Linked DNA regions of Homo sapiens: regions 2 and 3 are each linked to region 1. Evidence: read pairs that join two places in POLR2A ChIA-PET (ENCODE). Cell type or tissue: PC-9. All regions are shown on one strand.

The links. ChIA-PET counts read pairs that join two places held together with the same protein. Peaks named below come from ENCODE experiments on the same cell type or tissue, not always from the same donor. Only the 100,000 strongest peaks of a DNase experiment are listed, where the experiment ranks them.
Region 2: POLR2A ChIA-PET joins it to region 1 with 16 read pairs; 2 of 35 experiments call an interaction of 5 or more read pairs at or near these places.
Region 3: POLR2A ChIA-PET joins it to region 1 with 10 read pairs; 4 of 35 experiments call an interaction of 5 or more read pairs at or near these places.

The regions. Positions count from the first base shown.
Region 1 is chr4:185,558,981-185,561,480 of GRCh38, forward strand. No RefSeq gene overlaps it. Among named protein-coding and RNA genes, the nearest start is that of PDLIM3, 25 kb to the left of the region's middle. RefSeq lists enhancers at 144-990, 879-998, 991-1,835, 1,039-1,088, 1,239-1,288. In PC-9, no CTCF peak of the experiment used is centred here; a DNase peak (open chromatin) is centred at 1,091; H3K27ac peaks cover 1,824 bases.
Region 2 is chr4:185,357,305-185,359,804 of GRCh38, forward strand. SNX25 (sorting nexin 25) reads left to right here. Exons shown (of 19, transcript NM_001378034.2): 16 at 367-433. Among named protein-coding and RNA genes, the nearest start is that of LRP2BP, 37 kb to the right of the region's middle. In PC-9, no CTCF peak of the experiment used is centred here; a DNase peak (open chromatin) is centred at 1,427; H3K27ac peaks cover 1,127 bases.
Region 3 is chr4:185,495,509-185,498,008 of GRCh38, forward strand. No RefSeq gene overlaps it. Among named protein-coding and RNA genes, the nearest start is that of CCDC110, 25 kb to the left of the region's middle. In PC-9, no CTCF peak of the experiment used is centred here; no DNase peak of the experiment used is centred here.

The DNA.
Region 1 (2,500 bases):
GACCTTGTCTTCGAGCTCTGAATTTCTTCTACTGGTTCAATTTATGGCTGAGACTTTCCAGAACATTTTGCATTTCTATAAGTGTGTCCAGTGTTTCCTGAATTTTTGATTGTTTTTTTCTTTAAGATATCTATTTCCTTGAATATTTCTCCCTTCACTTCTTGTATTGTTTTTTGGACTTCCTTGCACTGGGTTTTACTTTTCTCTGGTTCCTCCTTGATTAGCTTAATAACTAACCTCCTGAATCCTTTTTCAGATAATTCAAGGATTTCTTCTTGGTTTGGATCCATTGCTGGTGAACTAATGTGATTTTTGGGAGGTGTTGAAGGGCCTTGTTTTATCATATTACTAGGATTGGTTTTCTGATTCCTTCTCATTTGGGTAGGCTCTGTCACAGGAAGGTCTAGGGCTGAAGGCTGTCCAGATTCTTTTGTCCCACGGAGTATTCCCCTGATGTAATACTCTCCCCCTTTTCCTATGGATGTGGCTTCCTGTGAGCCGAACTGCAGTGATTGTTGTCTCTCTTCTGGGTCTAGCCACCCAGCGAGTCTACCCGGCTCCTGGCTGGTACTGGGTGTTGTCTGCACAGAGTCCTGTGATGTGAACCGTCTATGGGTCTCTCAGCCACGGGGAGAGAAGAATAGGCCAGCCCCTATTCTGGTGGAGGTGGCAATTGGGGCTGGGGGAAGGGTGCAATGGACTCCGTGAGGGTTCTTAGCTTTGGTGGTTTAATGCTCTATTTTTGTGCTGTTTGACCTCCTGCTGGGAGGTGGTGCTTTCCAGAAAGCATCAGCTGTGGTAGTGTGTAGAGGAACTGGCAGTGGGCGGGGCCCTAGAATTCCCAAGATTATATGCCCTTTGTCTTCTGCTACCAGGGTGGGTAGGGAGGGACCCTCAGGTGAGGGCAGGGCTAGGCATGTCTGAGCTCAGGCTCTCCTTGGGCAGTCCTTGCTGTGGCTGCTGTGGGGGATGGGGGTGAGATTCCCAGGTCGCTGGAGTTGTGTACCTAGGAGGATTATGTCTGCCTCTGCTGAGTCATGCAGGCTGTCAGGGAAGTGGGGGAAAGCTGGCAGTCACAGGCCTCACCCAGCTCTGGTGGGAGGTGTTTGGATCATGGGGGTGGGTACTCATGAATGGCTTGGGCTGTCCCCTTGGTGATGAGTGAGCTCACACTCTGAGTTTACATGAGATCTGGTCATTTAAAAGTGTGCAGCACTTCCTCCTGCCCAGCTCTCTCTCTCGCTTCTACTTGCACCGTGTGAAATGCCTGCTCCTGCTTTGCCTTCTGCCGTGAGTAAAAGCTTCCGGAGGCCTCCCCAGAAGCCAAGTGATGTCAGCACCATGCTTGTACAGCTTGCGGAACAATGAGCCAATTAAACCTCTTTTCTTTATAAATTACCCAGTGTCAGTTATTTCTTTATAGCAATGCAAGAACAGCCTAACACACTGGTACTCAGGTGATGGCTTTTATGTCACAGTTAGGCCCTCAGAGTTCTCTCGGAAGATGGAGACTGTGAGCCCACGGCAGTACTTCTCGTCCTGAGGCTGGACCCTGCACCTTCAGGTCTCCCAGTGACCAGCCTCTCTGCCTCCCTGGGGTGGCCAAGGGGACTGAATGGACTCCGTACTCCTGATGCTCCCTCATGCTCATGTTCAGCCAAGAACATCCCATAATAAAACTCCCTGAGGCCAAAGCCTTGGTGATACAGCTCTAGGTGTCACAGCTCTTGGTGACACAGCTCTTGGTGACACAGCTCTAGGTATCACAGCTCTTGGTGTCACATCTCTAGGTGTCACAGCTCTTGGTGACACAGCTCTTGGTGTCACAGCTCTAGGTGTCACAGCTCTTGGTGACACAGCTCTAGGTATCACAGCTCTTGGTGTCACAGCTCTTGGTGACACAGCTCTTGGTCTCACAGCTCTAGGTGTCACAGCTCTTGGTGACACAGCTCTAGGTATCACAGCTCTTGGTGTCACAGCTCTTGGTGACACAGCTCTAGGTATCACAGCTCTTGGTGTCACAGCTCTTGGTATCACAGCTCTTGGTGTCACAGCTCTTGGTGACACAGCTCTTGGTGACACAGCTCTAGGTATCATAGCTCTAGGTATCACAGATTTTGGTGACACAGTTCTTGGTGTCACAGATCTTGGTGACACAGCTCTAGGTATCACAGCTCTTGGTGACACAGTTCTTGGTGTCACAGCTCTTGGTGACACAGCTCTTGGTGACATAGCTCTAGGTATCACAGCTCTAGGTGTCACATCTCTTGGTGTCACAGCTCTTGGTGACTCAGCTCTAGGTGTCACATCTCTTGGTGACACAGCTCTAGGTATCACAGCTCTTGGTGACACAGCTGTTGGTGTCACAGCTCTTGGTGTCACAGCTCTTGGTGACACAGCTCTAGGTATCACAGCTCTTGGTGACACAGCTCTAGGTATCACAGCTCTTGGTGACACAGCTGTTGGTGTCACAGCTCTTGGTGACACAGCTCTAGGTATC
Region 2 (2,500 bases), 200 kb before region 1:
GTGGGTTCAGCAAGCCAGACAGAAATCTAAAATAGGAATTACACTGTGTGGTGGTGGAAAACAGACACGTTGTCAATAGCCCAGGGACAGATGAAGCACTCTTTCCGCTTGCGAGCTCAGCTGTTGGGAGGCACTGAAACACTGTAAAAACTCTGCTTTCATCTCATCAGTTGCTTGGTAGAAAATGAAAGCCTAGTCAGAAGAGTTTTCCTGACCTAAACCCAAATTCTGCAGATGTCATAGCCATGACTTGATGGCAGGACTGAAATCATCTTAAGTGGTAAGATTTATGCTTTGTACAGCTATGAAAATGTCCCAAATTGTGATGCCCTGTGATAAAAAGTTTTCCTCTGGTTTCTGTTTCAGTGTTTAAATGGGTGAGAAGAACATTAATTGCCCTCGTTCAGGTCACTTTTGGAAGAACCATCAACAAGTGAGTTGTATGAAATTAATATTTGGATCCATGCCCTACTCTTTTGCCTTGACAGTCAAATTACCTTATGATCTAGCAGCCAGTCATTTAACTGAAAGTCTTTAATTTTCTCTCACTTTTCGTTTCTGATATGATTCTAAGATTGGATAGGAGAGTCGATTTCTAAAAGAATTTCTCCCACAGAATGCATATGGCAAGTTAGATAAGAAAAGCTTGAGCTACTTCCACACTCTGACTGGCGAGGGTCAGGAGGTTGTACTCTGTAGAGCTCCCCTTTAATCATGACGACGAGTTTGAGTATCTTGAGTAGAATGTTTTTATGTCAAATAATGAGAATCAGTTTAAGGTTCAGACTCTAAGCCAGAAGGCAAGTAGGATGAGCATCACATGGCAGGCGTTTACTTAGAGGAAAATACAGACCATGTATTAAGGTTTTCACAGTTGTGTAGCACTGAAGTGCTAACTCTTCTTGTTAGTTAATATCTGCGTATCCACTGGGGTGTGTGTGTGGCCCTGTCATCTAGCACTGTTACAAGCCATATGTCTATTCTAAACTATATTATATTATCCATATACATAAAGGCATTATATATGTATCCCAGTCTTTCACTGAGTGTTCTAATGTTGCTCATAAAAAGTGATCCACATTTTGATCATGCATTTATGAAAGCCCTGGGTTTGTTATTGAGAACTCAATTAATATAGTCAATTATTATTAGTTTCTAAGAAATTATTGGAATTTTTCATAACTGCAAAGTCATGTAGCCAATAGAAGTTGAATAGAATTATTTAGATCGGTTTAGGCCTGAAAGGGTGTCCTAGCGATTAGTCTCACTTCTCATTTTGTTGGTGAAGAAGTGGAACCAAAGAGATCAACTGCTTGTCTGAAGTCACCAGACCCGTTAGCTGACCTAACCTGGCCCCCTGGTCTGGTGCCTGCTTCATCTCTGTGCCTGGAATTTGGAAGTACTGTTATCAAGATCTTTTATATGGTAACTCTATACCCAGAATTGTTCACAAGATAAACATTATGATTTCCTGCAGAATAGGAATATGAGTCAACGTCTAGAAATTTAAAAAAAAATCACTTTTTTATATAACAAAATAAGTTTTAAGATGAAATTATCAGATTTTCCCAAGTGAAAGATTTAGTGGTCAGACATTTGTACAAGATTAGTATAATAGTTTTACCATATAAAGCTTATAAATTTTAATAGGAAACACTGTAAAGAACATTTGCTATTTTTTTATTGATTTGCCAATGAATATATTTTCCTTGTGGTCAGAAACAAAGTTTACTTCTACTTAAGATTTTAAAAAAAGAGTTTTAGTTGGCTGGGCACAGTGGCTCATGCCTATAATCCCAGCATTTTGGAAGGCTGAGACGGGCATATTGCTTCAGCCCAGAAGTTTACGACCAGCCTGGGCAACATGGTGAGACCCTGTCTCTACAGAAAATAAAAAAATTAGGTGTGGTAGTACACGCATGCCTGTGATTCCAGCTCCTCAGGAGGCTCAGGCGGGAGAACTGCTTGAGTCCAGGAGGTCAAGGCTGCCATGAGCCACTGCATTCCAGCCTGAATGAAACAGCAAGACCCTTTCTCAAAAAAAAAAAAAGTTTTAGTTGCCCGTCAGAGGCTTGTTTAGTTGACCTAAGTATCATAGGCTTTTGTTTTACTCAGAAAAAATGGCCTGTTTAATTTTTTGTTTTAGTCTAAGGCAAACAAATCTCTTTTGTATTGACAAGCCTTAGATAAAGAAATTCCCAAAAAAAGGCCAGGCGCGGTGGCTCACGTCTGTAATCCCAGCACTTTGGGAGGCCGGAGCAGGTGGATCACTTGATGTCAGGAGTTCGAGATCAGCCTGGCCAACATGACAAAACCCCATCTCTACTAAAAATACAAAAATTAGCTGGGCATGGTGGGTGCATGCACCTGTAATTAAAAGAAATTCCCAAAATGGCCTTCTTTTTCTCAGGACTCAGGACTTGCTAATCTATTTTCCTTTTCAGTGTCAGCAAATCATGCATGCTTTCATTGCTCCTATTTATGATATTGGCTGTTAATT
Region 3 (2,500 bases), 63 kb before region 1:
GTGTTGAAATAACTTGCATTATTCAGAAAAGGATATCAATTTCTGGTGTCATCTGGAAGGTTAAACAGAGTAAAGTCAAATAGCTGAATTGCGTATTGAACCTGTGATTAATTTTGTTCCTGTTCATAATAATGAGGTCATCTGAGAGCCACCTAATGGCCTGCCACCGCCCAACTAATTATCTAGAATTCCTACAATTGAAGACATTCTTCTCCATGAAAGGACTGTCTCTGGAACAAAATACAAATATCTGACATAAATGAGAGCAATAGGAAATTATTAGGCCGGGTACGATGCTTCATGCCTGTAATCACAACACTTTGAGAGGCTGAGGCAGGTGGATCAGCTGAGGTCAGGAGTTCGAGACCAGTCTGACCAACATGGTGAAACCCCATCTCTACTAAAAATACAAAAATTAGCCAGGTGTAATGGTGCGCCCCTGTCATCCCAGCTACTCAGGAGGCTGAGGCAGGAGAATCACTTGAACCAGGGAGGCAGAGGTTGCGGTGAGCAGAGATTGAGCCACTGCACTCCAGCCTGGGTGACAGAGCGAGACTCCATCTCAAAAAAGAAAAGAAAAGAAAAGAAAATTATTAGTACTTATTAGCATGCTTTAGTCTATTGGATTAGCTGGCAGAGCAAGCATTAATCGGAGGAATTGCCATCAGGATCAAGTATATTCATGAAGGGAGTAAAAGGTCTGCAGGATGAAGCAGTGCTCTAGAAGGGTGATGGCTGGGAGCTTTGGGAACTCAGAGAGCAGTCACTGGGGCCATAGATGTAAGAAGAGGTGGGCTGAGCAACACGGAACGAAGTGGTGCCTGGGGCATAATTGCACAGAGCGCAGGCTCCTGCATGTGACACTGTTGCATATCCTCAGTGCTTGAATGGACCACAGATATGTGCCCACCTTGCTGTCTGTACCCAATGGTCACACACACACTTGTGCTTTTCAACTCATATACCTTAGAAAATGAGGTGGAATAGGAATTTGGCTTCCTGAGAAGTAGTTCTCGAACTTACAAGATAATTTTGCTCTTGGTGCAGAAATGGATAACCTGTATATACTATTTCACTATTTCACAAGATGAATAATCAAAGAAATACATGAATGAAGTAATTTTCATCCTAAAGTAAACATTTGGTATTTACTATAATCTTAATTTAAAATCTATTTATGCAATTGCGATACTTAACGATGTAGTAGCAAGCAGATTTTTGATATTGTATTATTTTTTGAATAATTTGGATAATGGAATTGTGCTTTGGGTTTTCATAAATTATGACATGGTGACATTTCTTGGACATTCTCTGCATACTTAGACAAAGTTTTCAGGGATTTTAAAAAGCTAATGTTAATATCTAATTTTATGTTTTTTTTTATTTTTTGAGACGGAGTCTTGCTCTGTCGCCCAGGCTGGGGTGCAGTGGCGCGATCTTGGCTCACTGCAAGCTCCGCCTCCCGGGTTCACGCCATTCTCCTGCCTCAGCCTCCCGAGTAGTTGGGACTACAGGCGCCCACCACCATGCCCGGCTCATTTTTTTGTATTTTTAGTAGAGACGGGGTTTCCCCGTGTTAGCCAGGATGGTCTCGATCTCCTGACCTCGTGATCTGCCCACCTCGGCCTCCCAAAGTGCTGGGATTACAGGCGGAAGCCACCGTGCCTGGCCTAATTTTATTTATTTTATTTTTTTTTGTTTGTTTGTTGTTGTTTTTAATGAATGAATGATTGATAATATTACTAAGAAATCTGAAAGAAAGTAATTTCAATGAGATAACCACTTCTTATAGGTACTTTGTTTTCAAATCAATCACACATAACATTCGAATTAGCTTTAAAAGGTCAATTGGTAGGCCAGGCGCGGTGGCTCACGCCTGTAATCCCAGCACTTTGGAAGGCTGAAGGAGGTGGATCACCTGAGGTCAGGGGTTTGAGACCAGCCTGGCCAGCATGGTGAAACGACCATCTCTGCTAAAAATACAAAAATTAGCCAGGCGTGGTGGCACATGCCTGTAGTCCCAGCTGCTCGGGAGGCTGAGACAGGAGAATTGCTTGAGCCCAACAGGCAGAGGTTGCAGGGAGCTGAGATCTCACCAAGAGGCAGAGTTTGCTGTGAGATGAGATCATACCACTGCACTCCAGCCTGGATGACAGAGTGAGACTCTGTCTCAAACAAACAAAAAGGTGCCGGGTGTGGTGGTTCATGCCTGTAATCCCAGCACTTTGGGAGGCCGAGGCGGGAGGATCACCTGAGGTCAGGAGTTCGAAACCAGGCTGGCCAACATGGTGAAACCCCGTCTCTACTAAAAATACAAAAATTAGCCAGGTGTGGTGGCACACGCCTATAATCCCAGCTACTCGGGAGGCTGACGCAGGAGAATGGCTTGAGCCCGGGAGGCTGAGGTTGCAGTGAGGTGAGATCATACCATTGCACTCCAGCCAGGGCAACAAGAACGAAACCCCATCTCAAAAAAAAAAAAAAAAAAAAAAAAAAAAGT